2 separate regions of the Homo sapiens genome follow, and region 2 is linked to region 1. A link is an interaction called in ENCODE POLR2A ChIA-PET data of the cell type or tissue named here. Cell type or tissue: GM12878. All regions are shown on one strand. Each heading gives the region's core, and the rest is flanking DNA. Links, peaks and the distances in the headings are about the cores only. Region 1 overlaps LYST (lysosomal trafficking regulator). Region 2 overlaps LINC02768 (long intergenic non-protein coding RNA 2768).

What was found. ChIA-PET counts read pairs that join two places held together with the same protein. Peaks named below come from ENCODE experiments on the same cell type or tissue, not always from the same donor. Only the 100,000 strongest peaks of a DNase experiment are listed, where the experiment ranks them.
Region 2: POLR2A ChIA-PET joins it to region 1 with 6 read pairs; 4 of 35 experiments call an interaction of 5 or more read pairs at or near these places.

Annotation. Positions count from the first base shown.
Region 1 is chr1:235,747,333-235,763,730 of GRCh38, reverse strand. It overlaps LYST (lysosomal trafficking regulator), which reads left to right. Exons shown (of 53, transcript NM_000081.4): 22 at 880-1,011; 23 at 4,132-4,759; 24 at 6,273-6,450; 25 at 8,084-8,253; 26 at 10,457-10,687; 27 at 11,560-11,726; 28 at 12,369-12,521. Among named protein-coding and RNA genes, the nearest start is that of MIR1537, 98 kb to the left of the region's middle. RefSeq lists a silencer at 13,556-13,756. In GM12878, for the core only: no CTCF peak of the experiment used is centred there; no DNase peak of the experiment used is centred there.
Region 2 is chr1:235,942,640-235,959,037 of GRCh38, reverse strand. It overlaps LINC02768 (long intergenic non-protein coding RNA 2768), which reads left to right. Exons shown (of 3, transcript NR_183724.1): 2 at 1,035-1,156. LOC105373215 (a long non-coding RNA gene) reads right to left here. Exons shown (of 5, transcript XR_002958490.2): 3 at 9,932-10,068; 4 at 4,006-4,165; 5 at 96-1,127. Among named protein-coding and RNA genes, the nearest start is that of LINC02768, 22 kb to the left of the region's middle. RefSeq lists a silencer at 12,331-12,400. In GM12878, for the core only: a CTCF peak has its summit at 12,322; DNase peaks (open chromatin) are centred at 5,364, 5,867 and 12,547; H3K27ac peaks cover 1,772 bases.

The sequences.
Region 1 (16,398 bases), core at 4,844-12,843:
TCCCAGCACTTTGAGAGGCCAAGGTGGGTGGATCACTTGAGGCCAGGAGTTCAACTCCAGCCTGGTCAACATAGCGAAACCTCGTCTCTCCTTAAAAAAAAAAGAAAAAAAAAGTTGCTGGGCGTGGTGGCACATGCCTGTAATCCCAGCTACTCGGGAGGCTGAGGCATGAGAATTGCTTGAACCAGGGAGGCAGAGGTTGCAGTGAGCAAAGATCACACCACCATACTCCAGCCTGGGCGACAGAGCAAGACTGTCTCAAAAAAAGGGAAAAAGTCAGTAGAACCTGGTGACTGATTTGCCATGGATAAAGGAAAGGTAGTGGTCAAGGGTAGCTCCAGGTTACCACATGGGAACTTCCCAAAGAACAAAACAGAAGGAGTAAATTTAGGGCAAAAAGATGATTCGGATTTAGATTTGTTGCATTTGTGATTTGTTTAAGAAACCAAGCAGTTGAATTTATAAGTATGAAGCTCAGAAATGATTAGTTTTTACAAATATTAGACACTGAAGGGGATATATAAAAATAAAAGACACAGTCCTTTCCTCAAGGATGAACAATCTCCCTTGAGAGATGATAATAACATATAAAAGTGAATAGTTAAATGTTAAACCATAGAAATAACTATAAGTACAGTTGGAATTAAGAAAATAGAAGTTAATGTGGCCAGAAATAATAAACAACAGCAAAATCTGTACTAAAAAATTGTGAAGAGTAAGTATTCACATATCGTGTGCCTTAATATAAAGTATGCTATATATTTTTCTCTTTAAACATCTTTTTGTCAAAATTTGAATTTAATGATCTGCTTTTAAAGTTATATTTTCGTTTTATCCTTTTTAAAAATTTTGCTGTTTCAAAAAAAATTTGGATTCTAGATGGCAAGATCTTTCAGGAGAAAGTGCGGTCAATCATGTACCTGAGGCATTCCAGCAGTGGAGGAAGGTCCCTTATGAGCCCTGGATTTATGGTAATAAGCCCATCTGGTTTTACTGCTTCACCATATGAAGGTAAAAATAGCAATAATGGAAGTATGACCTTCTCATTTTAGTTCTGAATATTCTTAGATAATTAAATTGTACATATTTTAGAAGTATATGTAGTACAACCTCATTCAATCTAACAAGAGACACCCAGCACAGGTCCTCAAGAGCATTGAGAAAATGGATGAGGCTCATGCTATCTTGTTCTGGCATTCTCTGACTTCTCTTATCATAGTCATTTGTCTTTCATCAAGCTTCTGATTTATTTTACCATTTTCTTCAGAAGCTTTTTAAAAACTTTTATTCTCTTCTGTCTACCTAAAACCATCATTCTGGACAACTTCACTTGCCAGATAAATGGCCACCCAATACTCCAGCTTCACATTTTTTGACTCAGGGTACCTTTTCTCTACTTTGTCTTACCGCTCTGCATGCATCTGTCTTGGACTTTATCATCATCAAGAATGCTTTCAAGCACCTGTGAAACTACAATATCCCGCTTTGTTCTATCCATATGATCTGTTTTTCAATCACATGCATCACTCTGAAACATTTTCAAATACTGTACAATCATGGCTCCATTTCTTTTCCAAGTCTTTTGAACAGAATCTTTTTTTTTTATAATTACACTTTAAGTTTTAGGATACATGTGCACAATGTGCCGGTTTGTTACATATGTATACATATGCCATGTTGGTGTGCTGCACCCATTAACTCGTCATTTAGCATTAGGCATATCTCCTAATGCTATCCCTCCCCCCTCCCCCCACCCGACAACAGGCCCTGGTGTGTGATGTTCCCCTTCCTGTGTCCACGTGTTCTCATTTGAACAGAATCTTTCTGTATCATTAGCCCTCCAGCCAACCAGAGAAACAGAATCCTTTGGGGGAGTTCTGACATGCTGAAAAAAGGCAAAGGGGATGCATTCATCCTCTCTAATTGACAGCCTCCCATCTTTCTGGTTTTTTTTTGTTTTTTTTTTAATCACACTCCAAAGTTCCCCTTGTCTCGCTTTCCCTATCCAGCCTAGGTCACATTAGCCAATAACTTCAGCAGTTACTCAGTTGGAAAGTATCTCAGTTTCCTTGTCCCCTTAGCCTATTGGTATTCTTGAACTGAAAAATGCTAACCTCGCCTCAGTCTAACCATTGTCATACTGCTGAAAGTTGTAGCAGAGCTTTAAAGGCTGCCCTGTAATTTTTAGGTATGTTCAGAATCAATACCCTCTTCTATTTCCATAGTAAGTGTATTCAAGTCTTTAAGCCTACAGTACTTTTCTATCTTCCTAATTGACTCTTAACAGAGTCTCATCGCTACTTTATAGAAGAAAAGAATAGGTGCAGGTTTTCTAGTTGCAAACTGACCATACATCTTTTCCTTTCCTGACTACTGTCCTTTTCCATACTGGGACATTGCTCTTATTGTCAGTCCAACCTAGTCTTGTCTTTAGCTTCAATCCTAATTATTAAATACTGCAGGTGAGATGGTAATAGAGATAGATAGAACTAGATATATAGGTATTAGTCTCTAGTTTTGTTTTCCTGCCAAAGTGTTTCAGTTATTCTCTAGCACTTTTTATGCTCTTTTATAATAATATTTTAAGGCTATGTTTTTATTAGTTTTCCTTTTCTTTTTAAAAAAAATTTTTTTTAAATAAATGAGATAGGGTTTTGCCTTTTTGCCCAGGCTGGTCTTGAACTCTTGGGCTCAAGTGAGCCACCCACCTCTGCCTCCCAAAGTGCTGAGATTACAGGCTCAAGCCACTGCACCTGGCCTTTTTGAATTAGTTTTATTTGGAATTTTACAGGACATATTTGTTTTTTAAATCATCTGTCATGTTGAAACATTTTCAAATACAATCATACCCCCATTTTTTCCAGATCTTTTGAAGAGAATCTTTTGGCAACTTTAGCCCTCTAGCCCAAATCCAGAAATAACTAGAAAAAGATTCTGAGCTATGGAGCTATTTTATTGCCACAGAGTCTATGCTCTAAAGCAGTTCATTTAATGCCTGTTTACTCTGTGTTCATGGTCTCAAATTTTAACCTGCAAAAGAATCACCTGGAGAGCTGTTGACACTGATTCCTGGGCCCCTCTCTCATACATTCTGTATCAGTAGATCTAGGGTGGAGCCTGAGAATGTGAAGTCCCAACAATCCCACAGGTGGTATTGATGCCCATGCTACCAGTCCACAGACCACACCTTGAATGGCATGCACTTGTATCCCATGCACTACAATGAAAATAATTTTTCTGGTGTCTTCCTGCATAGAATATTAGAAGCAGTAAATTAGAGAGCTGTGACAAGAAAAGAAACTATTCTCACTAATAACAGCAAGAAGTGACTGCAAAAATGGAGGAGAGAGAGAACTGTCTAGGGCTGTTTAGGCTAGTAACAACAAGTACTACCATTTTTTGAGCACCTGTTATATGTTGAGCTCTATGCTAGGTGCATCACAAATATAATCTCAATCTTTAAAGCCACCCTGCAAAGTAGATATTCTGAACCCTCATTTTACATTTGTAGAAACTGTAGTACAATTAAGTGATTTACCTTGGACCACTTCACTATCATTTGAATCCAATTATATCTAGTTGCAAAGCCCACACTCTTTCCACTACATCCTGGTAACTGCTAGCCTGAGGTAAATTGAGTTTCACTTAATTCACTTAAATTCAGCACAGTAGAACCATTAATCCTAATGACTTTGAATCATTCAGTCAATACTGTATTTTGTTAAGAAGACAGGAAAAAACATATGTTTTGGGAAGATATTAATAAAAAGTGGTTAAAATAAAAATAGTTTTGGCATTTAAGAATTTTAAGCATTAAGCCAGGTGTGGGGTGCATGCCTATAGTCCCAGCTGCTTGGAGTCTGAGGTGGGAGGCTGTCTTGAGTCCAGGAGTTAGAGGCTGCAGTAAGCTGTGATTGTGTCACTGCACTTCAGTAGGTAAGAGAGCAAGACCCTGTCTCTTAAGAAAAAGTAAAGGAATTTTAAGCATTAGTTACTTGTAAAATTAACCTATATGGATTTTAACAGTGCTAGATAAATGGGCTTTTGCTGTGGTTGTGATTTATAATGCAAAAGAGAGGTGGTTCCACTTAATAGATTTTTAAGTAGTATTTTTGTATCTACTCTTACCAGGAGAGAATTCCTCTAATATTATTCCACAACAGATGGCCGCCCATATGCTGCGTTCTAGAAGCCTACCAGCATTCCCTACTTCTTCACTACTAACGCAATCACAAAAACTGACTGGAAGTTTGGGTTGTAGTATCGACAGGTTACAAAATATTGCAGATACTTATGTTGCCACCCAATCAAAGAAACAAAATTCTTTGGGGAGTTCCGACACACTGAAAAAAGGCAAAGAGGACGCATTCATCAGTAGCTGTGAGTCTGCAAAAACTGTTTGTGAAATGGAAGCTGTCCTCTCAGCCCAGGTCTCTGTCAGTGATGTCCCAAAGGGAGTGCTGGGATTTCCAGTGGTCAAAGCAGATCATAAACAGTTGGGAGCAGAACCCAGGTCAGAAGATGACAGTCCTGGGGATGAGTCCTGCCCACGCCGACCTGATTACCTAAAGGGATTGGCCTCCTTCCAGCGAAGCCACAGCACTATTGCAAGCCTTGGGCTAGCTTTTCCTTCACAGAACGGATCTGCAGCTGTTGGCCGTTGGCCAAGTCTTGTTGATAGAAACACTGATGATTGGGAAAACTTTGCCTATTCTCTTGGTTATGAGCCAAATTACAACCGAACTGCAAGTGCTCACAGGTACTTATGTGTTTTTGTACACTCCTCCCACCTTTATTTTACTATTCTTTAAAGACTCTCTACCCCTCTGGAAACGTCTTCATTATGCCACTTATAATACAACAAACAGAAAAGTTTATTTCTTTATATACATAATAATAACAAACAGAAAGATATATTTTTCCTTATTTTAAGACTAGATAATATTGAATTCCATATTTAACCAAAATCTAAACCATAAGTAGCACTTAAAAAATATATATTGTGGTTTAATTCCTTATAGTTATTAAGGAAAATTCTTCAGGACAGAGAAACGATAGGATTTATCTAGAGCTTTGACTCATGAGAATGATTCTGTCCACTTGGTGCTCATGTGAAGGTGGGAGTGATTTCTAGACTGGGCCTGTCCTGAGTAACATCTTACTTGATCAGAGACAAGTGACGGCTCCAGAAGGGAAGAGGAACAGGTGTCATAGGGTGGCTGCTCCATTCCACTCAGGTAATTATAATGCAGGTCTTAGTGCTGAACATTGGCAGTTCTTCTCTGGATGAAGTCAGAAGAAAGCTAAAATGGCCTCAGAAAGCAATACCAGTGTTTCCCAGGACAGGCTGTCACCAGACTGCACAGAGTCCTCCATGTTATGACAGACATTGCCTAGGCGTTGTATTTCTTCAGCCATTTTCCTTCTGCTACCCCAGTTTGTTCTCTCTCCAGAAACTTAAGGTTCCTCTGTCACCTGGACACAGATGACCTTGCTTTGGTGATGAGATATCCCCCTTATATTTTCCTCTACTTCTGCTATCGCAGACCCATAACTTTATATGGAGCTGAAATGCAGCAGTGCTAGAGAGCATTCCTTTTATGAAAAAAATCTCCTTTCACCAGGAGCTTCCAGAAGTTTCACCTGGGCTAAACCCAGCAGCATTTGTTAGGATATTTAGATGGAGGTTTTATTTTCACACTTGGTTCTTGAGAGGATATTCTGTAATGCTAGATTCTTCCCCTGTACCAATATTTGCCTCTCTTCTCTGTGAGTGAACTGGGTTTTTCTGACATGCCTAGACTCCTAATAAAGCTGTTTCTTCCTTGGTGAAAAAAAAAAAAAAAACATTTCCAATAGCATCTCAAGTAGCAATGTCCAGTGAAACTTTCTGCAATGATGGACATGTTTTATTCATGCTGTCTAATACAGTCAGCACTAGCCACATATGCCTACTGAGCACTTGAAATGTGGCTGATGCAACTGAGGAACTGAATTTTTAGTTTAAATAAATAGCATAAGTGACAGTGACTACTGTATTAGACATCAGAGATGTACAATTGAATAGTGTTAGTAGACTATATGCCCAAAAAAATCAATGATAAAAAGTGATGGTAAATTTGTTAATCACAGTTAAATTAGGAAACATTTCTTAAGCATTATGAACATTTGTTTCACCTGTTAAAAAATGCTACTACTTGTCACAGTTCCTAAGGTAATCATCAAGTACTTTTCTTGTCATGTTAGTAAGACTTTTTTGGTCTCTGTTTTAGTGTAACTGAAGACTGTTTGGTACCTATATGCTGTGGATTATATGAACTCCTAAGTGGGGTTCTTCTTATCCTGCCTGATGTTTTGCTTGAAGATGTGATGGACAAGCTTATTCAAGCAGATACACTTTTGGTCCTCGTTAACCACCCATCACCAGCTATACAACAAGGTGTTATTAAAGTAAGGGCAAATACTAGATATGTTATTTTAATTCAGAAAAATAAATATATATGTAATTTAAAATTTTGAGTATATACATTAAAGTAGACCTAAATCTCTCTTTTATATTTTAGAATAATGAACTAATATAGTTTGTTACTTAATACTCATATATTTTTAAACTTTTTTTATTTTGATAGCTTTAGGGATACAGGGGTTTTTGGTTACATGGTCATATTTTTGCATCATCCAGCTTTAAGTCCCCCTCCATATGTTGGTTCATATCAATATGTCTTTTAAATCTACCAATAAATCCCCATATCTGAACACTTAGTAAATCTCTTTTGTAAAAATTACAAGGAATACGTGGTTCATTGGAAATCTCTTCTTCAGTGTACTATCAAATTTTAGACATTTACTTCAGCTCTCAGCTTAGATGACACCTTTTCAAAAAGACCTTCCCTGATGATCTTATCAAAATAACTTCCCTCTAATCTTACTTATTATTTATTCTATCATAGCATCCTATTTATGTCTTGTAATTATCTTATTAATCTGTGTACTTGTTTTTTAAATTTCTCACAAATATAAGCTCCATGAGGGTGGGCATCTTGTGTAATAGGTACTAAGTATATTATTGAATGAGTAAATGCTTGATATGAATAGTTTCCATTAGAAAACAACCCAATATTAAAATAATCTTGTAAAGATTCTCATTTTTCTTTAGTTTGCTTGGATGTAGGTATTGTTTAATCACTTGCAATACAACCTAGTATTGAGCTCGCATTTCATGTGTAAGTCCCTGAGCTAGTTGCAATATAGTATATAAAGGGAAATAATATAAGCCCCTACATTCAAGAATTTCACAGTCTAGAAGGGAGAGTCTCATACTTAACTAAGTAAAACGTAAGAAATTCTGTGATGAGTACTGCAGTGGCAGTATTAATAGAGAATTGAGCATAGGGGAAACGGAAGGATTCATGGAAAAAGTATATTTTGTGTTATGCTGTAAACTTAGAAAGCTTTTTTAGTAGGGGAATAAATAGATGTGTGTCTGGGGGAAAGGAGTCTATCACTACTGTGAGAGTCATTGAAGGGGAGAAAGAGGTGGAAGGATTAATTTGGTATTACACGTGTTGCATTTAAGATGCTAGAGAAGGGTGGAAATTCAGGCCTGTGCTCAGGATAAATAATCTGTCAAGAAGCCTAGAAGTAGAGGTCTAGGATAGATATAGATACAGATATAGATATAGATATAGATATAGATATAGATATAGATATAGATATAGATATAGATATAGATTTGCAGAGAGAGCATAGTTTACGGATTTTTTCCCTCTCAGCATTAGGTACAAATATTCTATTTATACTCAACTAAGGCTGCCAGTCTACCAGGTGTCCATGCTCAGCTAAAAATGCCAGTTTCCCCATGAGAGAAACATTAAGATCTCCAAGATGGAGTCATCATTAGCATTCCACAGTAGCCAAAGACAAATTCATTTCTGCTTTGCTGTGGTGGTGGCATTTTTTTAAGCTTTCTGTGTTCTTCTGTACATATGAACTTAATTTACAAATACAGTTGTGTTACACTGATTTGTATATATTATATTTAATTTTAATGCATTATCTAAATTGACTTAAATTTTTTGTTTAGCTATTAGATGCATATTTTGCTAGAGCATCTAAGGAACAAAAAGATAAATTTCTGAAGAATCGTGGATTTTCCTTGCTAGCCAACCAGTTGTATCTTCATCGAGGAACTCAAGAATTGTTAGAATGCTTCATCGAAATGTTCTTTGGTCGACATATTGGCCTTGATGAAGAGTAAGTGTGTTCTTCCCTCCACTATAATTGGGAATCTTTTGTCTTTTTTCTTTTCTTTTCTTTTCTTTTCTTTTCTTTTCTTTTCTTTTGAGACGGAGTCTCGCCCTGTTGCCCAGGCTGGAGTGCAATGGTGCAATCTCGGCTCACTGCAACTTCCGCCTCCCAGGTTCAAGCGATTCTCCTGCCTCAACCTCCTGAGTAGCTGGGATTACAGGCACGTACCACCATGCCCGGCTAGTTTTTTGTATCTTTAGTAGAGATGGGGTTTCACCATGTTGGCCAGGCTGGTCTCAAACTCCTGACCTCGTGATCTGCCTGCCTTGGCCTCCCAAAGTGCAGGGATTACAGGTGTGAGCCACTATGCCTGGCTTTTTTTTTTTTTTTTTTTTTTTTTTTTGAGACAATGTCTCACTCTGTCACCCAGGCTGGAGTGCAGAGAGACACAGTCATGCCTCAGCTCATTGCAGCCTTGAACTCCTAGATTCAAGGGATCCTCCTGCCTCAGCCTCTTGAGTAGCTAAGATTACAGGCACGCACCACCACACTTGGCTAATTTTTTTTACTTTTAGTGGAGATGGGTCTTGCAGTGTTTCCCAGGCTGGTCTCAAACTCCTGACCTCAAGCCATCCTCCTGCCTTGGCCTCCCAAAGTGTTGGGATTATAGGTGTGGGCCACCACACCCGGCAAGGTCTTTTGTCTTAAATGTAAAATTTAGTGAACTCACTCTTAACGAAATCTTTTGGTCACCTTTAGAAAAAATCTGCTAAAAGTAATTTTCCAGGTAAATCAATGTATTATTTGCCATATGATGTTCTTTCTAATATAACTTCATCCTTTATAGTTCATTCACTAGTTAGAAACTAGAAACAAATAAAAGCTGCATCAGATGAAAGTGATAGCTAAGATTTGGCAGATAGTATTAACATGAGAAGATTAACTGAAAAGACAGGTGAGGCTGGGCGTGGTGGCTCAAGCCTGTACTCCCAACACTTTGGGAGGCAGAGGCAGGTGGATCACCTGAGGTCAGGAGTTCAAGCCTGACCAACATGATGAAACTGTCTGTACTAAAAATACAAAATTTGCTGGGCGTGGTGGCACATTCATGTAATCCCATCTGCTTGAGAGGCTGAGGCAGGAGAACCGCTTGAACCCAGAAGGCAGAGGTTACAGTGAGCCAGGATTGCACAATTGCACTTCAGCCTGGGCAACAAGAGTGAAACTCCATCTCAAAAAAAAAAAAAAAAAAAAGAAAAGAAAAGAAAAAAAGATAGCTCATGTATTCTCAGTGACAGATTACATAAAGGATCCATATAGGAACGCCTTACTCTCCTCAGAGCCTTCAGGTCATCTGGGAGAGGAGTAAATCCCTCACCTAGAATTCCTGGATACACTGATTGCTGAGTTTTGACCCTGGTAGAATGCTGATGGATTAGCAAATAAGTGTAAAAATAAAAGAATATTTTTCTCCCAAACCAAAAGTTTGGCAGAAATTAAGCTGTAATTTCTGTTTATGATAGAATAGAGAGAAACGTGTGTCTCCTTATTGTGATAGACAAATTCAGACCTTAAAGAATTTACTAAATTGTTATGGTAGTTTCAATGCTACTTTTCATTTACATACAACTTTTGGCTTTCACGAAACAATTGTGCATTACTTTATTTGATTCTCACAATAGCCTTGAGAAGAAAAGAGGACATATATCACCACATATTTTTGACAGATAAGGAAAATGAGGCACAAAATACTTAGCTAATTTCATTCCATCCCAGAGGCAAGTTGTATTGGGATAAGAACTCGAGAATCATTCCCTTTTGCTAGACCTCTTTTTACTAGCTCACTGTCTCTCAAATACTATGTAAAATAATAATAATAATTTTCCTGTGCACTTGAAGCCCCCAAACATAGTTTCTTTGGACATAAAGGGCTCATGGATGAATTAAAATAAATCAGTTAAAACCAAGAAATTGTATGCATATTTCACTTGAATGTTTGTGTATTTATCTTGGGATGGACTTCTAGCAACAGCTTTTACCCTATTATTGGAGGGACTCTGTCATTTTAAAAACAGGTTAAGAATCCTTACTCCCCCAACTTGTTTTTATGACTTCAAAATCAAGTTAGCAAGATGACCCATAGTTGCTATCATATTTTCTTATTTTGTGATTGTTTCTAATGTGCTCTTAACTGTATTATTTATTATAGATTTGATCTGGAAGATGTGAGAAACATGGGATTGTTTCAGAAGTGGTCTGTCATTCCTATTCTGGGACTAATAGAGACCTCTCTATATGACAACATACTCTTGCATAATGCTCTTTTACTTCTTCTCCAAATTTTAAATTCTTGTTCTAAGGTAGCAGATATGTTGCTGGATAATGGTCTACTCTATGTGTTATGTAATACAGTAGCAGCCCTGAATGGATTAGAAAAGAAGTAAGTTTAAAATTATTATTTAAAATTACATCTGATAAATACTTTAGAACAGGAAAACTTTAGTATTAGTTTACTTTACTACATGAGTTTACCTATGTAAGAAGCCTTTCTGTGTACCTCTGAACCTAAAATAAAAGTAAAAAAATAATAATAACAGAAAGAAAGAAAAAAAAAGCAAGAAATTGTATTTACTGAATGTCCCTGTATGCTACTTTATTAACTGGCCCAAGTTAGTTTCTAACCCTTTCTTGATTTGGAAAACCCAGATGGAGAGAAGCATTGTAGGCCTAATATCGTACATTGAGGTAGATTATCAAGATTAAGATTGAAGACCAGAAGTAACTAATTCATATTTATTGGATATTTATAAATAATATAAATGCAAATCTATTACCTCTTTTAGTCCTAAAAATAACCCTAATTTATACAAGTGAGATTCAGAGAGGTTAATTAATTTAGTCAAATTCACCTTCTCTGAAAAGTCTTCGCAGAATGTTCCTGTTCATACCCACACAATCTTCATCCTTAGTGTGGACTAGAAACTGCCTATGTGTTCTTATAGTATCGTGTATTAATCTCTAGTGTTACACTTACAACCATTTACTATTTATAGTAATCTGTTTACTTGTCCAGTTCTCTGTAAAACTATGTATTTCTGACAGGTGTCAAAGTGTATCTTATTTCTATTTCTAGCATACATACTACATATTACTTGCCATAGAATAAGCATGAATAAATACTGAATGACTGCATGAATGAGTGCAAGCTGGTCGAACAGGAATTTAAACCATTTAAATCAGTTAGCTGTGTCTTAAATTATTTGTTCTTTTTCTTATAAATGTTCTGTTTTCTTCTTTTGTTGTTATCTTTAGCATTCCCATGAGTGAATATAAATTGCTTGCTTGTGATATACAGCAACTTTTCATAGCAGTTACAATTCATGCTTGCAGTTCCTCAGGCTCACAATATTTTAGGGTTATTGAAGACCTTATTGTAATGCTTGGATATCTTCAAAATAGCAAAAACAAGAGGACACAAAGTAAGATTTAATTTTTATGAATTTGGGGAGGGAGTTGTATAACAGACAAACCTGTTATTTGAGCACAATCTCTTTCTTCTTAGAAACTCTTTTACTAAAAGTTTAACATTAATTTTGTAATAGTATCTATCAGTTTTTAAAAAGAAGCCTAAAAAGGCTTGAAAAAGTGGCAAAAATAGAAAAAGTGATTCCCCCATGTAGTTAGTAGTTGGCAATACATAAGTGAAAGATGTCACTGATTTTTCTTACCAAGTAGAATTTAAAAGTGTATGTTGCATAGTAATACCCTTTAGTTTTCTTTAATGGTAATTATTAAAGTGAATATGAAACAAAAAATATGATAATTGCCGGTTAAACTTTTGCCTTATATAGAAAAAAAGCCTGTTCTTTGAAACAATTTTTAAAATGAAATAAATTTATGAGCTAATATTTTTCCATTGAAGGTTTTTTAGTGACCATTTGTAAATTTGCTTTAAAATTGCTTTTAACAAGAATTTAAAAATGTCTACTACCATCATCCCCATGCTGATCAAAATTTAAAAATTTATATCAAAACATTATTGTCATGATACATAAAATCAGTTCAATTAAAAAATTAGTAACCACATAGCTTGAAAACATTCTAGTATCTTCTGTTTTTAGATATGGCTGTTGCACTACAGCTTAGAGTTCTCCAGGCTGCTATGGAATTTATAAGGACCACCGCAAATCATGACTCTGAAAACCTCACAGATTCACTCCAGTCACCTTCTGCTCCCCATCATGCAGTAGTTCAAAAGCGGAAAAGCATTGCTGGCGAGTATTGAAATCATATTTTAATAACCATAAATTGAGGCTAGCTTGACTTTCCTATGTTCTTATGCCATTCACACTTTTAAAATATTTCTTGTTTTACATAAAATTTAAGAAAGATTTTTTCCTGAAGGAAACTATTCTGCTCCTTACTTTTAGTGCTTTTCTCATTCAGTTATTTCTTGAGCACCTGCCTACCATGTGCTGAGCATTGTGCTAAATATTGGAGATACAATGATGAAAAAAACAGACACAGATTCTGCCCCTGCAGAGATTGTAAAATAGTAGGGAAATGTAGAGGGTAGGAATAGAGATTATAACAGGGCAATCTACATCAGGAGTTAGGGAAGTCTCTGAGAAAGGTGTCCAGCAATCATGTTGTGGCATGCAGGAAGCTGAGCATTAATGCTAGAACTGATAAAGAATCTGTTTCTACTCAGGACAAAAGAGATGTACAACTGGGAGGGCAGCTAAAGAAGAAACAGTGCATTCAGATATTAAATAAGGAAGAATGTCATCAAATAATAAACATTAATATTGTTAGTCTTCCTTATTTTTTCTACAAAATCTGCTATCATCTTTACCCAGAAAGATAACATGAACACCACATACACAGGATATACACACATACATATATATACATAGTGGATAAATATGCATGTACACATGCACACACACACACCATCTCCAGAGTATTTGGTAAATTGTTTGAAATTTAATCACTCTTACTGTCTTAAATTCACTTAAGTTCAAATCTTTCTTTCACCCGTGTTAAGCTACTTCTGTGTTCAATGCTATGCAAAAATTTTAAACCATGTGAAAAACTCACTTGTAAAGAAAAGCTACCAAGTACCCATTGTTTTGCAGTAGTATGTTTAAATTATGCTAAATCAAACTTATATAAATAAAACTTCTAAAACATCTATGTAACTAAACTTACTGCCCTCTACATTCTTCCTTATTTAATATCTGAATGCACTGTCTCTTCTTGAGCTGCCCTCCCAGTTGTACATCTCTTTTGTCCTGAGTAGAAACAGATTCTTTATCAGTTCTAGCATTAGTGCTCAGCTTCCTGCATGCCAAAACATGATTGCTGGACACCTTTCCTTTGCAGGACTCCTTATGTAGTCAGTGACTGCTTAGATGGAATTTGCCCTCTCTTGATATCAGAAAGTATACCTTTACTACCCCTGCTGTTTCTTTTGTATTGATACTTCTCATTCTCACATCTGTTCCTCCTCTGCTTCCATCTCTAGATCTCTGGTTTTAGTTAATTATCACCTTGTGCCTGGGCTAACACAATAGTCCTCTTGCTATTTCCCATTTGGTCAATGATTTCTCTAGCAGTCTTTAGTCTCTCTCTTTAGATACTAGCATTTTGTCACCTTGAGCCTTAGAGCCCTACGTAACTTCAAGTTTATTATTTTTTTTTAGTTTGAGTCATTTTAAAACAGATAATGAACTTTTAGTCTTTTCACTAGATGGCTGTCCTTTTTTCTGACTTCTGTAGCTGCTTATTATACTTGGACTTGTCTTTTTCACTCTAAGTAAATGTGATTGCTGCAAGCTATAGGAGACTTACAGAATCCTACAAGTTTTTAGCTTAATAAAAGACCTTAAAAGTCATCCAGTCCAGCTTCCTCATCTTAAGACCCACTGCATCCTAGAACTGGGGACTGCTGGCACATGCACCCCTATACTCACCCCTTTGTGTCCTGCACCACATCTACTCATCCCAGGTCTATGGTATCTCTTAGGACCCATCTCTCTCTCTCTCTGAAGTCTCTCTCAAGAATCCTTCCTGTTTTAAGTACTACCCTTATTGAAATTCTGTCTTTGTGAATCTAGTTTGCAAAATACCACTTTATATGTGTTCGGTTGTTGCTTTCTAATTGTTTCTAAGTTGTTTTTTTACACATATACTTGGAGAAGATTGTGCTTTTTATTTCTCCACTATTACTTAAAAGTATCTTCAAAAGTATATTGGCTTTGTATGCTACAGGTACAAAAACTGCAGAATACTGAAGCTCTTCTGTTTCTGAGCAGTGTGGTTACAAAAACTAATTCAAGTCCATTTGTCCATGATACTAAAGGGACATAGAGGGATTTCTATTTCTGTCATGTCTATCAATTAGGTAATGAATTGTTCCTTCAAAGACTCAAGCCGTTCTCTTTACTGATAAATGTTTAGGTGTGGTAGGGGGGATTCCTAAATAGATTCATTTAGCATTTGTTGAAAACTACTGAGATGAGTGACACCTCCAGCCCCACTGCCACTACCCTTCACCTTCAGCAGGAGTTGTGGGGACTGCCAGCAGCTGCAGCTTGCATTATGGCCACACACCAGACTCTGATAATAGACAAATTTACTCAAGCCCTGAACCCCAGGATATCCATGACTTGGAACCAAAGTTTCTTCAGCAGTACCGTCATTACATCTAGACCTTAAGTTCTTGCATTGCTAGAGGAGTTAGATACCATTTTATTGTCAGATTAATCTTACAACCTCATTCAGGTTTACCATTCTTCTGCTCAGCAGTTCCAAGTTGCCTGCTGCCCAGTGAACAAAGCTCTGACTCCTTAACCTCTATATCTGTTTTTGGTCTGGATATCTATATCTATACATATCTTTATATGTAATTTTACCTAAATGGTATCATGCTCTACCTACTGTTTATAAATTGATTTCTATTTCTGGTCATTATAGATATTTTTCCATATTAAGAAACATAAATATTCTTTTATTTTTAATGATTACAAAATAATCTATTATTTTGATGTGGATAATCTTCTGTAACTTTTATAGATAAACAAAGGTTTTTTTGCTTGGTTTTTGCTATTATAAATAAGGTAGCAATATATACTTTTAAATGTATTTTTTTACTTGTCTGCTTATTAGTATGAAAAACTTTACACATCACCCTTAATGCATGAAGGTAGAAGTAGTCAGCATTAGGATATTATTTAGAATGCTAGACATATATTTAAATTGCCATGCACTCGCACATACACACAGTTAAATTAGTAATTCACATACAAATGAACTTTATATTTCAGCCAATAATAATACTAACCATTAAAAGTATTTTATTATTTGTGAGAATGAGACAGGCATTATGTTTTATATTCATTATTTTATTTTATCAACAAAACAACTCTTTCTTTATCCGTTTATTCAGCCCTCAAACATCAAATATTTCTTGAGTACCAACCATGTACCAGTTGCTATTTTATCAGTCTTCATGGAACTTGTACTGGGGAAAATGATCAATAAGCATATAAACAAATATATTTAATATAATGTTAGATAGTGATAAATATCTACCGGTGAAGTAAGCTCTGTTTTCTTTCTAATCCACATCTTATGCATGAGAAAACTGAGGTTTAGAAAGAAATGTGCTTAAGGCCACACTAGCTCTGTGTGGCTTCATAGCAGGAGTGCTGAAATACCCTCCCACGTTTTCTAGTATTAATACCTAGTACTAAAGAAGACTTACTTAACATTTCCTTATTCAGTGTATTATCATACCGCTGAATTACAATCATCAGCTGCACGTACAGCATGAAAGCTGTCAGATGTAGACATTAGGAAGAATCTGCTTAAACTAAGTATATTGTTTGACAGTAAAACTCTTGAATATATACAGGATATGAATTTTTGTATTTTCTTTTTTTTTTGCCTCAAAAGTGACTATCAAAATACATTAACTGATTAAGAATACTAATTACCCAAAATACTGAGCAATCTAAAATAGCATTAAAATATTTAAATATCTTACAGGATAAGTCTTTAAAACCTGTTATAATTTAGTCATATGTAAGTAATTTTTGTAGAGGTTATTTATAGAAATTGATATATGTTTTCATAATTTAAAACAAA
Region 2 (16,398 bases), core at 4,980-12,979, 200 kb before region 1:
GGGGTTTCACCATGTTGGCCAGGCCGGTTTCGAACTCCTGACCTCAGGTGATCCGCCCATCTCGGCCTCCCAAAGTGCTCGGATTACAGGCATGAGCCACTGCACCCGACCCCTGTTCTTACATGAGCTAAAAAAAAAAAAAATCTATATGCTAGAGAAGCAAGGATTCATGGAAGACAAAATAAAATGCATCAGCTTTTTTAACTCATTGAAAATCTTAGACTATGAAATCATATCACTAGGCCATGTGAGTAAAAGGGTTTATACATCATTAGGTAATCTCCTGAGGTAAAACATCCTCTCTGAGTTTCAAACACATGCACCCATCCCTGACAAGCTGTAGACAGTAATAGGTATTTCCATCTACGATAAATTGTTCCAGTTGTTTGACAAAAGTTATTTCATGAGATTGTTACAGTAGGTAGCTAGTCAGACACAAGCAGGGCAGGAGAGGGCCCCCTGCACACACCAGGAATGTCAGGCGACCATCTAGTGATGGTCAGGCAGTTGTTAACTGTCTAGAATAATAATTGGTTGTAGCAAGTGCCTGGGAAATGTTGTCTCCCAATAGACAGAAAATACCTGAAACTGGTGATGAGCAGCTTCCCGATAAGATCTCAGGAGGTGGGCGAGTAGGCTAAGCACGCACACTAAGAGGCAAACTGGTGGAGTTTAACTGGTATACGACCTTCCTCTAGTAACACTCGACTGGTAAGGAAAGAGCGCCTCAAGTGAGCTTGTGCACAATTTTGGTAAACGCACTGCACTTGAGGCCCCTCCTGAGCGCTGGCAGGCCACCGCGCATGCGGACAGCCCACCCAAGGGAAGAATCAGAGGAGAAGGACCGCAAGCCCCTGGAAGCATGCTGAAGTATTAAACCCCAAGTCAAAGGTCAAACAATGCACTTGGTCTCTCAAGCCGCCCTCTTGGCCCTCTCCCAAGTGTACTTAACTTCCTTTCACTCCTATCCTAAAACTTTTCAAGAAATTTTCACTCCAGCTCTAAACTTGCCTTGGTCTCTCCTTCTGCCTTAGGTCCCTTGGTTGAATTCTGTGTTCTGAAGAGGCAAGAATTGAGGTTGCTGCAGACCTGTATGGATTCGCCACCAGTAACAAGATCTCAGAACACTGGAAAAATCGATGCACAAAAAAAAAAGGTTAGCGCTGACTGCAACACTCTAAAATAATGACCACTGTTTAGTCGTCAGTGATATTACAGTCTAATCTCATTTATAAATACATTTTTTAAATAAACAATCTCTTGAAGGATAATGTACATTCTGAAAAGTGCACAACTCTTAAGAGTACCTACAGCTCAGGGCATTTTCCCAAAGTCAACGCCAATGTAGAGAGTCACTTTTGAGGGTAAACAAGAATTTGAGGGAGAAAGAGGTTGTTAGCAATAAAGTGACATCCAGCTCATCAGGGGCTTTTCCCACTGTGATTACCAACAAGACCAGTGGTGCCAATGGACACAATTGTAGAGGAGCTTTTGGGGACATAGCATCAGATGCACTTGGTGGCATCCGATAACCACAACTTTGCTGTTCTGAATAAGGCAAATGGGCCAAGGGTCAAAAAGATAGATGGATTATAGTCCTTTGATGTCACCTGTATTAATATAGTGCCAGTCTTAGTATTTGATAGGGTGCTGAGGGAATGGGGAGGAATCTTAATAAGTATTCTAAAATTAGCTCTTAGAAACCTGGAGTTACATTTTGTTGGTTGCTTTGGTCAAGCAAAATAAAGGATAATATATAGCTTTTGTAGGTACCCTCTGGCCCCTCCTCCCAGCCTGTTTCCACCCCTCCTTCCCGCCTGTTTCCACCCCTCCTTCCCCACCTCCTCATCCCCCATGAAATAAACATTATAGTAGCACTCAACTGTTAGGACATCTCAAACTTTCCATCCAAATGCTCTTTAGGGCAAAAGAGCTGAATTGTACCCCCTTAGGGAGGGGACAGTGGAGGGGAGCTGTAGGAGGGTACCTGTGGAAGGCATGGGGACATATCAAAAGCTAGATATTCCTGTGACGTGTCGTGGTTTATCTTTTAAAAATCTGCATGAATCTTGCATTAAACTCTGTAGTAATATAAAGTTTCAAATGTCCCATTTTAACTCCTTAACCATGTGTTGTGGTGAGACCTCCAGCTTTGTTCCTTTTACTCGATTGCTTTGGCTATCCAGGGTCTTTTGCATTTCCACATGAATTTTAAGATTGTTTACTCCCACTTCTGTGAAGAACATTATGGGTATTTTGATAGGGATTGCATTGAATCTCTAGACCTCTGGGTAATATGGACATTTAAATACTATTAGTACTTCCAATCCATGAATATGGGATAGTTTTCCATGTATTTGTGTTAATTATCTGTTATGGGTTGACTTGTGTTCCCCCAAAAAGATATTTTGAAGCCCTAATCCCAGTACCTCAGAATGTCATATTTGGATTAAGGTGTTTGCAGATGTAGCTGAGTTAAGATGAGGTCATTAGGATGGACCTTAATACAATATGACCGGTGTCCTTATTAAAAAGGAGTGAAAAGCCTGCTGGGATTTTGATAGGGATTGTGTTGCATCTACAGGTCACTCTGGGGAGATTTGCCATCTTAATAACATTGAGGCTTCCAATCCATGAACATGGACTGTTTCTCCATTTATTTAAGAAGGGCTATAATTCCTAAGCAACTATTACACTCAGGCCCTTAGCCTAAATCACATATGGTGTGCCATTTACTGATGTGGCATCTGAGGCCACAGACGTTAGGAAGACTATGAAGATGACACATGGCTAGCATGCTGGGATTCGAGGCTCCATCTGTGTGACGCTGTTTCCACTTCATCCTGTTGCTTCTTCTCACTGTTAAGGTGGCTGACAGCGCCCCAGCTATCTCTAGTTTAGGGCACTTCACTGGCATAACTGGTTGTCTTAAAAAAGAGAAGAGAGATTGATTGCAAACAAAAGAGAGATTGGATTCTCTATAGTGACCTGGAAATATGTTCAAGATACAGACGTAAGTGAGTAAGGAAGTCACAGAACTGTGTATATTTTATGGCCTATTTTTATACAAACAAAGACTTATGTGTATTTGCACTTAGGGAAGGCCTGGAAGACGATCCAAGAAATTCTTAACAGTGACTCTCTCCAGGGAGGATAACAGTGATCATGGTCAGATTAATGAGGACTTTGACTTTTCATCTTACATTATTGTCTATAGTCATTAGGATATTTTACTATAAGCAGCTGGACGTGGTGGCTCATGCCTGTAATCCCAGCACTTTGGGAGGTTGAGGTGGGAGGATCATTTGAGCCCAGGAATTTGAGAATAGCCTGGGCAACATAGTGAGACCCTGTCTCTACAAAAAATCTAAAAATTAGCAAGGCGTGGTGGCTTACACCTGTAGTCCTAGCTACTAAGGAGGCTGAGGTAAGAGGATGGTTTAATCAGAGGCTGAGGTGGGAGAATGACTTGAGCCCAGGAGTTTGAGTCTGCAGCAAGCTATGATTGTGCCACTGCACTGGGTGCAAAAAAAAAATTAGAAAAAAAAAATATATATATATGACTATAAACATGCATTTCCCCCTTACGCAGGAGTATCCAATCTTTTGGCTTCCCTCGGCCACATCAGAAGAAGAATTGTCTTGGGCCACATATAAAATACACTAACGCTAACGATACTGATGTATTGCAAAACAATCTTATAATATTTTAAGAAAGTTTACGAATTTGCACTGGGCCACATCCAAAGTCATCCTGGGTCACATGTGGCCTGCAGGCTATGGGTTAGACAAGCTTGCATTGAAAGAATCGAGTTGGGTGGTAATGGGGTAAGATTTTCCCATATTGCCAATTGTAGAACCTCGAAAATGGGAAGTTGTCTGGTTCCGCTTCACAACCGTAGTGACTGTGGAGTAACAGCCTTCTGAGAATGCACCTTGCAGGAATGAGAGCAGAGGAGGAAGTTGCACACAAGCACATGCACATATGCACCTGAGGGAACACACCTGTATCTGTCATTCCCCAGGGCTGAGTGGAGCTGCTGCCCGAAGACTAGGCTGCCAGCTGTTCCTCTGGGGTGCGTAGGCCACTTACCCCATCTCCAGAGCCACTCACCCATGGCTGCTGCGGGCCTTGCAGCAGTTCCTGTTTGGGGATGAAGGTAGCCTGTGAAAGTGACAAAGAGGAAGCTGTGGCTGCAACAGTGAGAGCATGGTGTGGGGGGGCCCCCTGCCCTTTGCCCTCTAGTAATGGGATTCTCCTGGGCACCTGTGCAAATGGCTCAGCAGGAGACGGAACGCTCCCTAGTGGAGACCATGGAGTAGGTGAGATCTTCATACTGATTCTCCTTCTCCCTTCTCCTGTTATTGCCCCTTACCCAACAACCTTCCCCGTCCCCTCCACACCCCACCCTTCCCTCCACTGGGGTGCTTGTTTTTGAGTTGGAGTCTCGCTCTGTTACCCAGGCTGGAGTGCAGTGGCATGATCATAGCTTACTGCAGCCTTGAATTCCTGGGCTCAAACAATCCTCCAACCTCATTCCCTTGAGTCACTGGGACTACAGACACAGGCCACTATGCCTCTGTTTTTTTTTTTTTTTTCTTCTAACTTTTGTAGAGACAGGGTCTCCCTATGTTGCCCACACTGGAGATTGGGGCATTTTCACACTGCATTGAAATGACCACCTCCCAAACTGGCCTGTGAGTGTTTTGAAGGTAGGGACTCTTCTCACTGATCTTTGCTTTCCTGATACCTAGAATCATACTGGGTACATAGCAGGCACCTCATAAATATTGGTTGGATGAATAGAAGGATGGAGCTAAAGCAATGAAAGCTGACATATTTCCACCCAAAACAAATGTTCCTCCATTCCAAACTCTCTCCCATTGCCTAGATGTGGCCTCACATCTCAGTCTGCTTTCCAGTGAGTATATTCCTCTGCACACACACAAGCACACCGTGGGAGACACCGGTGTTGTCCTCACTGGTCCTCCTAAACATCCAAATGCATAGCAGCCTGTGAGAACAAGACAAGCCACAGGCCAGGAGAAAATATTTGCAAAACACATGTCTGATGACTGATGTCCAAAATATGCCAAGAACTCTTATACTCAACCATAAGAAAAGAGATGGCCTAATTAGAAAATGAGCAAAAGATCTGAACAGATACTTCACCAAAAAAGATATACAGATGGCAAGTAAGCATAGGTAAAGAGGCTTAACATCAAATGTCATTCAGAAATTATGAATTAAGTCAACAGTGAGATACAACTGCACACTTATTAGAACAGCTCAAATTCAAAACACTGAGAATGTCAAACATACTGAGAAACCAAGAACCCTGAGAACATGCTGGTGAGGATGGGAGCCACAGAAACTCTCATTCATTGCTGATGGGAATGCAACGTGGTGCAGCCACTTCGGAGCACAGTGTGATCATTTCTTGCAAAGCTAAATACAGTCTTGCCATAAGATCCAGCAATCATGCTCCTTGGTATTTACTCAAATGAGTTAAAAACTTACAACTACACAAAAAACTGCACACAGATGTTTATAGCAGCTTTATTCATAATTACCAAAACCTGGAGACAATCAAGATGTCTTTAAGCAGGCGAATGGATAAACAAACTATGGAACACCCAGACAACGGCATGTTATTCAGGGCTAAGACGAAATGAGCTATTGAGCTCTGAGAAGACATGGAAGAAACTTACATGCATATTACTAAGTGAAAGAAGCCAATCTGAAAGGCTACATATTATGTAATTCCACTCTATGACACTGGAAAAGGCAAAACAATAGAGACAGTTAAAAAAAAATCTGTGGTTTTGGGGTAAGGTGGGGTGGGGAAGGGATGACTAGTGGAGCAGAGGGGATTTCTCGGGCAGTGAAACTATCCTGTGTGATACTACAATGATGGCTACATGCCATGATACATTTGTCTAAACCCATAGACTGTGTAACACCAAGGGGAAGCCCTAATGTAAACTTTGGACATTAGTTAGTAATAATGTATCAATATGGGCTCATTGATTTGAAAATGTATACCACACAAATGCAAGATAATAATAGAGGCTAAGGAGTGTATGGAGAACTCTCTCTACTTCCTGCTTGATTTTTTCTGTCAGCACAAAATAGTTCAAAAAATAAAGTCTAGGCTGGGTGCAGTGGCTCATGCCTGTAATCCTAGCACTTTGGGAGGCCAAGGCGGGCAGATCACCTGAGGTCAGGAGTTCAAGACCAGCCTGGCCAACATGGTGAAACCCCACCTCTACTAAAATACAAAAATTAGCCAGGCATGATGGCAGGTGCCTGTAATCCCAGCTACTTGGAAGGCTGAGGCAGGAGAATCGCTTGAACCCAGGAGACAGCAGTTGCAGGAAGCCGAGATCATGCCACTGCACTCCAGTCTGGGTGGCTGAGCAAGACTCCGTCTCAAAATAAATAGGTTGGGCGCAGTGGCTCACGCCGGTAATCCCAGCACTTTGGGAGGCCGAGGCGGGCAGTTCACGAGGTCAGGAGATCCAGACCATCCTGGCTAACACAGTGAAAACCCATCTCTACTAAACATACAAAAAATTACCCGGGCGTGGAGGCGGGCACCTGTAGTCCCAGCTACTCGGGAGGCTGAGGCAGAAGAATGGCGTGAACCCAGGAGGCGGAGCTTGCAATGAGCCGAGATCGCACCATGGCACTCCAGCCTGGGTGACAGAGCAAGACTCTGTCTCAATAAATACATACATACATACATACATACATACATACATACATACATACATACAGTCTGTTACAGAGAGAGAGTGGGCAGCCCCTGCCACCTTATTATTTGGCCTATAAACACATCAGGATATTCGCAATAACACGTTGCTGCTGGGATCATTAGCATCAAATATTTGCACATCAAGGGTCTTCTGTGTGCCCTGGGACACCCAGGGGCGAGAGCAGAGAGGTGCAGCAGGTCAGTCTGGTGGGACCTTCATTTCCAACCCACTCTCTTCAGTCTGGTCAGCTCAGGGTCTGCTCCTGGCCCTGTCGTTGCCCCTGACAAGGAGGCTATAGGAACACCATGGACTTTCCAGTCCCATTGTAAAGCACTTGAATCTCTTAGCAAATCAGGTGGCTGTTTACAGCAGCTCCTGCTTCCCCCTGAATACGTCTCCTTCACCTTCTCTGGGGCTTTCCAGCCCTGCTCTTGGTGAGGAAGCTCTGGGAAGAGAGAACCAGTCTGTGCTCTGCTCCACCCAGAGGCCTTGAATTGACTTTTTAAACTATGCACGTATAACTTATAACTGTCCTTTTTTTTTTTTTTTTGAGATGGAGTTTCACTCTTGTCACCCAGGCTGGAGTGCAATGGCGCTATCTCAGCTCACTGCAACCTCCACCTCCCACGTTCAAGTGATTCTCCTGCCTCAGCCTCTCAAGTAGCTGGGATTATGGGATTGTGCCACCACGCCCGGCTAATTTTGTATTTTTTAGTAGAAACGGGGTTTCTCCGTGTTGGTCAGGCTGGTCTCGAACTCCTGACCTCAGCTAATCCACCTGTCTTGGCCTCCCAAAATGCTGGGATTATAGGCGTGAGCCACCGCACTCGGCCAACTGTCCTTAGATGTTTAAAACACAGTGAAATGAAACACAAAATCAAAGGTTTTGTTTTGGGGCTGGAGACAAAAGAGCTGGAATTATTGAAGATGCAGGATGGAGCTGGTCCCCAGGGTCCCCGGACCATGCAGAGGACTGCACCAGCCATATTAGTTCACTCAGGCTGCCATAACAAAGTACCACCGACTGGGCAGCTGAAACAACAGAAATGTATTCTCCCACAACCCTGAGGCTGGAAGTCTAAAATCAAGGTGTCTGCAGGGTTGGCTCCTCCTGAGGGTATGATGGGGAATCTGTTCCAGGCCTCTCTCCTTGGCGTGTCTCTGACTGTCTTTATCTTCATATGGTATTCTCCCTGTATGCTGTTTGCCTCCAAATTTCCCCCACTTTTAAAATAGGGTACCAGTCATATTGGATTAAGGTCCACCCTTAAGACCTCATTTCAACTTGATTATCTCTACAAAGACCATATCTCCAAAGAAGGTCACATTCTGAGGTCCTGGGTGTTGGGACTTCAATACGGGAATTTGGGGTGGGGAAGCAACATAATTCAACCCCTAACACCCAAGCATCCAACGACTGCAGGGAGAAGCTCTTACAGGGAAGGAAACACCAAGTCGCCAGTGTCCTGGGAGATGCAAAGAGCACAGAGCCTCTCTGGTTACCTCAAGAAAAGGATTATGGGAGCTCCAGGAAAATTAGGATAGCAGAGCTCAGGGCCACGGGCTCAGAAGGCTCCTGGCTTTCCGCAATGAGCAGGGTTCACTCTGCCTCCTGCCACTCAGCTCTCCTTCCCTCTCCTTCTGCACAGCCCGGCTCCCCACTGGTTTCTGCCCCAAGTCTTACCTCCTTGGATCAGCCATCCTTCCCCCTGGCCCGATGCACAATGGCTGGGGTTGGGAGGGAAGCAGGAGGAGAGTTACGGAACAAAGCGTGGCTGCTCCAGACAAGGGGCCACAGCAGGCAACACGCAGCAGCTGGACAATCGGCCAGTGTGGCCAGCGTCCCCGACAGACGGCAGGGGCAGCTCTGGGGAGGCTGGTAATGGCTATTGTAAATCAGTTGCTTTGAAGTGATTGACTACATTGTACATCAGTGGGAATTGTGGATTTAATTGGCTAACACCTGCCATGCAAAAGCCATCTTAGAAGCAGCCACTTTTCCTTGTAAGTGTGGCTGTGGGTCTCTGAGAAGACACCCCATCCTGCATCAGACCTTCACACTCCTGCCAAGAGCCAGTCTGGGGACCCAGGGGTGGTGGCAGTGTTGGCCACTGTTTCCAGGGCTTCTTTAAAAGGAAAACAGGCTGGGAGTGGTGACACACACTTGTAATCTCAGCACATTGGGAGGCTGAGGCAGGCAGATCGCTTGAGGCCAGGAGTTTAAGACTAGCCTGGGCAACATGGCAAAACCCCATCTCTACCAAAAAAAAAAAAAATACAAAAATTAGCCAGGCATAGTGGCGCACACCTGTAGTCCCAGCTATTCAGGGGGATGAGGCAGGAGGATTGCCTGAGCCCAGGAGGTCAAGGCTGCAGTGAGCTATGATTGTGCCACTGCACTCCAGCCTGGGTGACAGAGTGGGACACTGTCTCAAAATAAAAAAAGGGAAAGCAGATGGGCCACAGGTCTAGGTGTATCCACCCAGCTGGGTGGGAGTCCACAGCGCTGCTGGCAGGTTCCTGAATCACATCTACATTATCACTGAACAGAGCTAAATAAACGAAATGACACCGAGGGCCTGAAAGAAAGCCTGGCTGAGGCCGGGCACAGTGGCTCAAGGCTAGGCATGGTGGCTCAAGGCCGGGCACGGTGGCTCACGCCTGTAATCCCAGCACTTTGGGAGGCTGAGGCAGGTGGATCACCTGAGGTCAGGAGTTCGAAACCAGTCTGGACAACATGGAGGAACCCTGTCTCTACTGAAAATACAAAAATTAGCTGGGCGTGGTGGCACGCACTTGTAATCCGCTACTCGGGAGACTGAGGCAGGAGAATCGATTGAACCCAGGAGGCAGAGGTTACAGTGAGCTGTGATCGCACCATTTGCATTCCAGCCTGGGTGACAAAAGCAAAACTGTCAAAAAAAAAAAAAAAAAAAAAAGCCTGATCGATCTTTGGGATTTAAGAGCCTTGTTCTGGTGACTGGGCACAGAGGGAACAGCGTGGCTCCTGTCTGTTCATGAAGGAGTTTATTTTGCTTGGCAGACATGATGGCCCTGGGTATCAACAGGTGGGTGTGCTCACTTGTAAATGAGACTTCCTGCCCAGGGGTAAGCCAACTTATGTTATTTTAGGATAATTCTATTTAATTAATATAAATATTTAATACCTCACCTCTTCCCAAAATGAATTGGAGATAGCAACCCATATCTTAAAGGAACTTGATGTTCTGTATGATAAGGAGTTCTGTGTTCTGGAATACTTCATCAAAAGACTGAAACATTTTCACATTAGGTTCCTTTGACCCTGGCCTGAAAGGGAAAGTGGTAAATGAAAGGAAACAGGCGTAAGCAAAACAAACTTGGAGAGAGGACTTGGAGAGCCTGAAGAGTTGGGGAGGGAAGGTCTGCCTTGGGCATCTCTCCCCAGTGGACTGTGTGACTCCAGGGGAAGAGTAGATCATGGAACTCCCCCTGTACAGACCAGAAGCTGGACATCAAGGTTGAAGACCATTGTTAACAATGTTTTTTACCTGTTTTTTGTGATCATCCTAGCTACGAGCTTAGTGGTTTAGGACTCCGAGTCCTAAGCTCTTCCTGCCATTGCTATGCCCCAGTGATACCACTGCAGAATAATACCTCTGTTTGAAAAAGTAAGAAGTTGTCGGTCATGCATTTCATTTTTATAGAACTCTTTCACACAAGCAAAGAAGAAACTGATGTCCTCCCCCAGGGCCAATGTATCATCAGCTCACTTGTTAACAAGTCCTTTAAAAATGTAAAAAGACTACCTTCTTAGTGAGTTGGCAATTTTAGCAAGGGCTTAACTAGTGATTAGACTCCCTTTGCCATACTGTTTTATTCATTTGCTACTCAAAGATTCACCCAGGGCTTATAGAGGACTGATACAACTTTCCAGCTATTAAATTCCCCATAAGTTGTATTGTTAACTTTACAAGAATACAAGAATGAAACCCACATGTCCTCGCTGTGCAGAGCCAGCAGAATCTGACTCCATAGGGTTTACAGGCGACACTTAGTGGAGAGCCGCATTCCCTACTTGGCAAACACAGCATCAGTGGGAAGGTTCACAAGGTCAGGGAGGAAGATCAATCATCTCTCGCTGTAAAGTTCTCTATGGACCAGGTGCTGGTGGCTCACACTTGTAATCCCAGCACTTTGGGAGACCAAGGCGGGGGGATCGCTTAAGGCCGGGAATTGAGACAAGCCTGGGCAACATAGATCCCATCTCTACAAAAAAAAATTGTTTTTTAATTAGCCAAGTGTGGTGGCACGCGCTTGTAGTCCCAGCTACTTGGGAGGCTAAAGCAGGAGGATCACTGGAGCCCAGGACTTCGAGGCTGCAGTGACCTATGGGTCCACCACTGCACTCCAGCCTGGTTAACAGAGCAAGACACTGTCTCTAAAAAAAGAAAATTCTTGGCCGGGCACAGTGGCTCATGCCTGTAATCCCAGCACTTTGGGAGGCTGAGGAGGGTGGATCATGAGGTCAGGAGTTCGAGACCAGCCTGAACAACATGGTGAAATCCCGTCTCTACTAAAAATACAAAAATTAGCCAGGCGTGGTGGCGCATGCCTGTAATCCCAGCTACTCGGGAGGCTGAGGCAGGAGAATCGCTTGAACCTGGGAGGCAGAGGTTGCAGTGAGCTGAGGTCGAGCCATTGCACTCCAGCCTGGGCAACAGAGTGAGACTCTGTCTCAAAAAAAAAAAAGAAAGAAGAAAGAAAATTCCCTATTGAGCAACTTCTCTGTTCCAGACACTGTGTCAGGTATCATGGAGGATGCAGAGACTGTGCAACTTGGTCCCTGACTACTTTAGGACAAGGAGGAAAGCACGAGGACTTAAACGAAAACACGAGGCAGAGGAGCATGCTAACCATACGGCTCTGCCAACACTAAGAAAAATCCATCACTTCTCCAAGGTTGAATTCCAGTGAGGCAGTTTGTCCAGCAACTGTACATTGCCATCTTTTGTTTGTTTGTTTGTTTGAGAAAGAGTCTCACTCTGTCACCAAGGCTGGAGTGCAGTGGTGCGATCATAGCTCACTGCAGTTCTCAACCTCCCAGGCTCAGGTGATCCCTCTCACCTCAGCCTCCCAGGTAGCTGGGACTACAGGCATGCGTCACCATCCCCAGCTAATTTTTTGTATATTTAGTAGAGACAGTGTTTCACCATGTTGCCCAGGCTGGTCTCAAACTCCTGGGCTCAAGCAATCCTCCCACCTCGGCCTCCCTAAGTGCTGGGATTGCAGATGTGAACCACCATGCTTGGCCTACGTTGTCATTTATAATGCACATTCCAGCCCTGGCTCTTCACCCCTTCTCTATAAACAGCAAACCACAGCCCTGTTGGAAGTTCTCACGGGAAAGCAGCTAGCGGAGTGTGGGGCCTCAATTGTGTGCCCTTTAAAGAACCTCCACTTATTAACCTCAAACATGAAGTTATTATTGAAAAGGAGAAGACAGACTGCCTGCCTTAACCAAGGGTTGTGTTTGCAGGGTTCCTTTCTGGGAGCTGCAATCAATAACCAAGACCTGGTTCTAGAGGGCAGTAGTGACACACCCATTCCAAATTGCAGACAGTCCAAAATTACCAGACCCAGGGCTCAGCCCTTTCAGAAGGACACAGTGGGCAGCATAGAAATAGAAGATGAGTCGAGCCCACTCTGCCGATTGCAGGTCACGAAATTACCAGATGATGCACTGAAACAGGGCATCAAAACCAGGCGAACAGGGGGAGCTTGGAGTAGGAGACTCACTCTTCACCTGGTCATAGAAGGCGGGGAGTCCCTAGCCTGGTCATGGGGTAATGAAAGCTTGTGCAAGGAACACTGTGTGAAATATTATGCAAAACTCTTCCGCCAAACGAAATGCTGCAAAGGACTTCTCTCCAGACGGAAAATGGAACTAAACCTAGTATCGCTTAGGGTGGAAGTCCAATTCACAAAAACTCCCTTGGTGCTCTTCTGGACACTACAAAATTAGCCCCGCCCACAGGTCCACCCTACAACTGGGTCTGAGTCCAGACTCACAGGCAAGTTCAAGCATGTGGGGCCATCTTTGCCCCACTCAGTGCCCTTTCTGTATACTCAGTGCAAACAAGAGTTTTCGTAAGCAGACCGCCTCCAGAGTTTGAAAACCATTCATCGTCAGATCTTAGGCCAGACTTCCAATTTAGGGCACTTTGCCCTCAGCCTCCGTGTGGTTTCTTTTTTTTTACAGGCCTCAACTGTGAGAAGATCCGTTCTCACCACCCCTCAGTCCCTCTGCGCTTTGCTCTTGTCCTACCAGCACCCTTCCCCTGCCAAAGATGCCCCTCCCCACTTCCTTACTCTCCCCCAGCCTCTGTGCCGGCCCCAGAACATGAGTACATGTGTGAGTGAGCACATGCGTGTGTGCCTGAGTGCACATGCATATGTGTGTGTGTATGTATGTGTGTGTGTGTGTGTGTGTGTGTAGGTATGTGTGTGTGTGTGTGTATGTATGTGTGTGTGAAGCTGCCCCTGAGGTAGAATCTGGTAGATGGGGCAAGAATTCATTTATTCAACTCAATTGATTAGGCACTTACTATGTGGGGAGATACAACAGTAAAAAGACAAAAATCTGGCCGGGTGCAGTGGCTCACACCTGTAATCCCAGCACTCTGGGAGGCCAAGGTGGGTGGATCATGAGGTCCGGAGTTTGAGACCAGCCTGGCCAACATGGTGAAACCCCATCTCTACTAAAAATAAAAAATTAGCCGGGCTTGGTGGCGTACTCCTGTAATCCCAGCTACTCAGGAGGCTCAGGCAGGCAGGAGAATCGCTTGAACCCGGGAGGCGGAGGTTGCAGTGAGTCGAGATCATGCTACTGCACTCCAGCTGGGGTGATAGACAGAGACTCTGTCTCAAAAAAAAAAAAAAAAAAAAAGACAAAAGGCCCTGCCCTCCTAGTGGGTGATGGCCCCTAGGAGCTGTGCGTTGCTAAGCAGGCCAGGGAGACAACTCTAGGATACCAGCAAGGGCCGCCTCCACAAAACCAGAGAGAGGCCAGCTTGTATGCCTCTGGGCGGTGCTGTCACCCCACTCCCATCCCATCCCAGTGAGGTGCTCTCCTTCCCCTCGGCGCTCCTCTGTGGAAGCATTCTTTCTCCCATAGGTATTTGCAGTCTGTGAGGACCAAAGCCTGTGGCAATCTCAACATCACCTGTAGAAAGTTTTTCTTTTAGGGGGAGGTTGTAGCGGGAGGTTGTGGGGGGACAGAGTACATTTTCCAGGCCGTCACAGATCCTGAACTTAGGACTGGCCTCTTTCCTTCAGTAGCCACGTTGGCTCTGTGTCCAGGAGAACAGTCACTGTAGATCCACGGAATGGCTGTCGTGTGTCTCTGTTCACTACCGTGGAACGCAGGGGGTCCCAGGAAGGTGAGAAAGCCAGGGCTGGGTGTTGGGCTGAGCATGGGGGAAGGAAGAGAGCTGGAAATTACTGTCGATCAGGTAGGGCAGTGAAGGAGGCTGGCAAAGTTGGTTAAGGTAGGAGGATGCAGGTACTCAAAGGTCACAGAATCACCGGAAAATGATATTCATTGAGTTCACTTGTCACTGTGTTTGCTCATGGGAGGTAGTAGAGAGAGCACACTGAGATGGCTTCCCATTCAAATCCTCCTCCTGTTCATCTCCAGCTGCGTGTCTCCTGATGAATTATTTAACCTCTCCGGGCCTCCTTTTGCTCATTTGGAAAATACTTTTAATTGATACTTATTTTAGAAGGAGGTTGTAGAGATAATGAATAGGAAGGGCAGGGCACATTGAACAAGTTTCATAAATAATATGCACCATAATCATGGCACTTAATTCTTATAGCAAGTCTTAAAGGTTTATCTCCTAGGAGGAATTTTAGAGATCTTCCAGTTCAGCGGTTTTCGAACTTTGGCCTGCATCAGAACCTCCTAGATAGCACGTGTGTTAAAACACAGATTTCTGGGATCCACTCCCAGAGGCACTGGTTCAGTAGGTCTGGGTTGGGACCAGAGAATGTGCATTTCTAACTAGTTCCAGGGCGATGCTGAGGTCGCTGGTCTGGGGACCACACTTTGAGAACCACTGTGCTAGCCTAAATTCCTCATTTTGCAGAGGACGGTCCTGAGGTTCAATCCTGTTAGCTCCTTCCCCATGGTCAATAGAGTCAGCCTCCCAGATCCAGGTCCAGGCCAAGGTCAGGAGATCCAAGCTGGGAGACAGGAAAACAAAGTACAGCATTCAGGAAATGTGAGGATGCAAAAAGCCACACTCCAGGCAATGAGCCCCAGGGACGGACCCAAGGTTCCAGCGAGAGGAATGATCTTAGCAGACAGCAAACCATTGCTGTGCTCCGGAAGAGAACTGGCCTCAGTGAGGTCCTGAGCCACAACAGTCCACGTGTCTGGCCTCAGGGAGCATGTGTGTGTCAGGGATGGGGGGATAAGGATTGTGTGGGTGACACAGGAGGGTGAGAACCGAGTGTAAGTGCATCTGTGTGTGTGAGTGCTTCTGTGTGTCAGTGTTTTTGGGTGAGGGTGTGTATTAGTACGTGTGTGAATATGTGAGCTTGTGTGAGTGTGTATGTCAGTCTGCTTGGGTATCATCACGATGCGTCACACACAGCGTGGCTTAAACCACAGGAATTTATTAGTTTACAGTCTGGAGGCTGGAAGGCCAAGATCATGGTATTGAAATGGTAAGGATGGTAAGTTATATATGTATATTTTATCTCAACTAAAAAGACGAATAATTTTTTTAAAAGATCATGGTGTTGGCAGGGTTGGTTTTTCCTGAGGCCTCTCTCCTGGGCTTGCAGATGGCTGTCTTTTCCGTGTCCTCACAAGGCCTTCTCTTTGTGCGTGTTCATGTCCTGATCTCCTCTTTGCATAAGGACACTGGTTAGACTGGATTAGGACTCACCCTCAAGATCTCATTTTGATATAATTACCTCTTTAAGAATCTATTTCCAAATAAGGTTGCATTCTGAAGGACTAGGGATTAGGGACTCAGCATATAAATTTGGGAAGGGGATGAGATTCAGCCCATAACAGCACATGTATACATGTGCACATGTGCATGTGTGTGTACGTGTGTACGTGTATGTGCATGTGTGTGATGGGCCCGGGAGCATGAAGAAGGTGCTTTACAGAAGGCCTGGTAATGTTGGGGAATACCTTGGTGACATCTTTCCCAGCAAGAGTTCTGGCAGATAAGAAATCTGACTTTCTTCTAGCCTCATCCTGGGTTTGTGAGTTTATGAAGAAGCTGAAGAGCTCCATCACTTCCCAGCTAAACATAGCTCTTCAGATCTCAGGGTTTAAGATGATTTCCTCCTAAGTCAACGCAGCATTTTGCCTCCATTCAAGCAACCCCTTGCTCCAAGCATCGTGATGTGACAGTGCAGCGTTCACCGGCCCACCCCAGCTGATCTGCCCTATGGCACAAGAATAACAATTGGAAAAACTTGGCTTCCCTCCGAGAGCAATGCCAGCTTTGCCCAGGCCAGCCATCTCTGGCATAACTCTGTTCATTTGAGCTTTCCTCATGTGTGATCATCCTTGTATGACCCCGAGGCCAGAATCCCCACTTATTAAAGCTAGGAAAGACATTTTTGAGGCTCTAG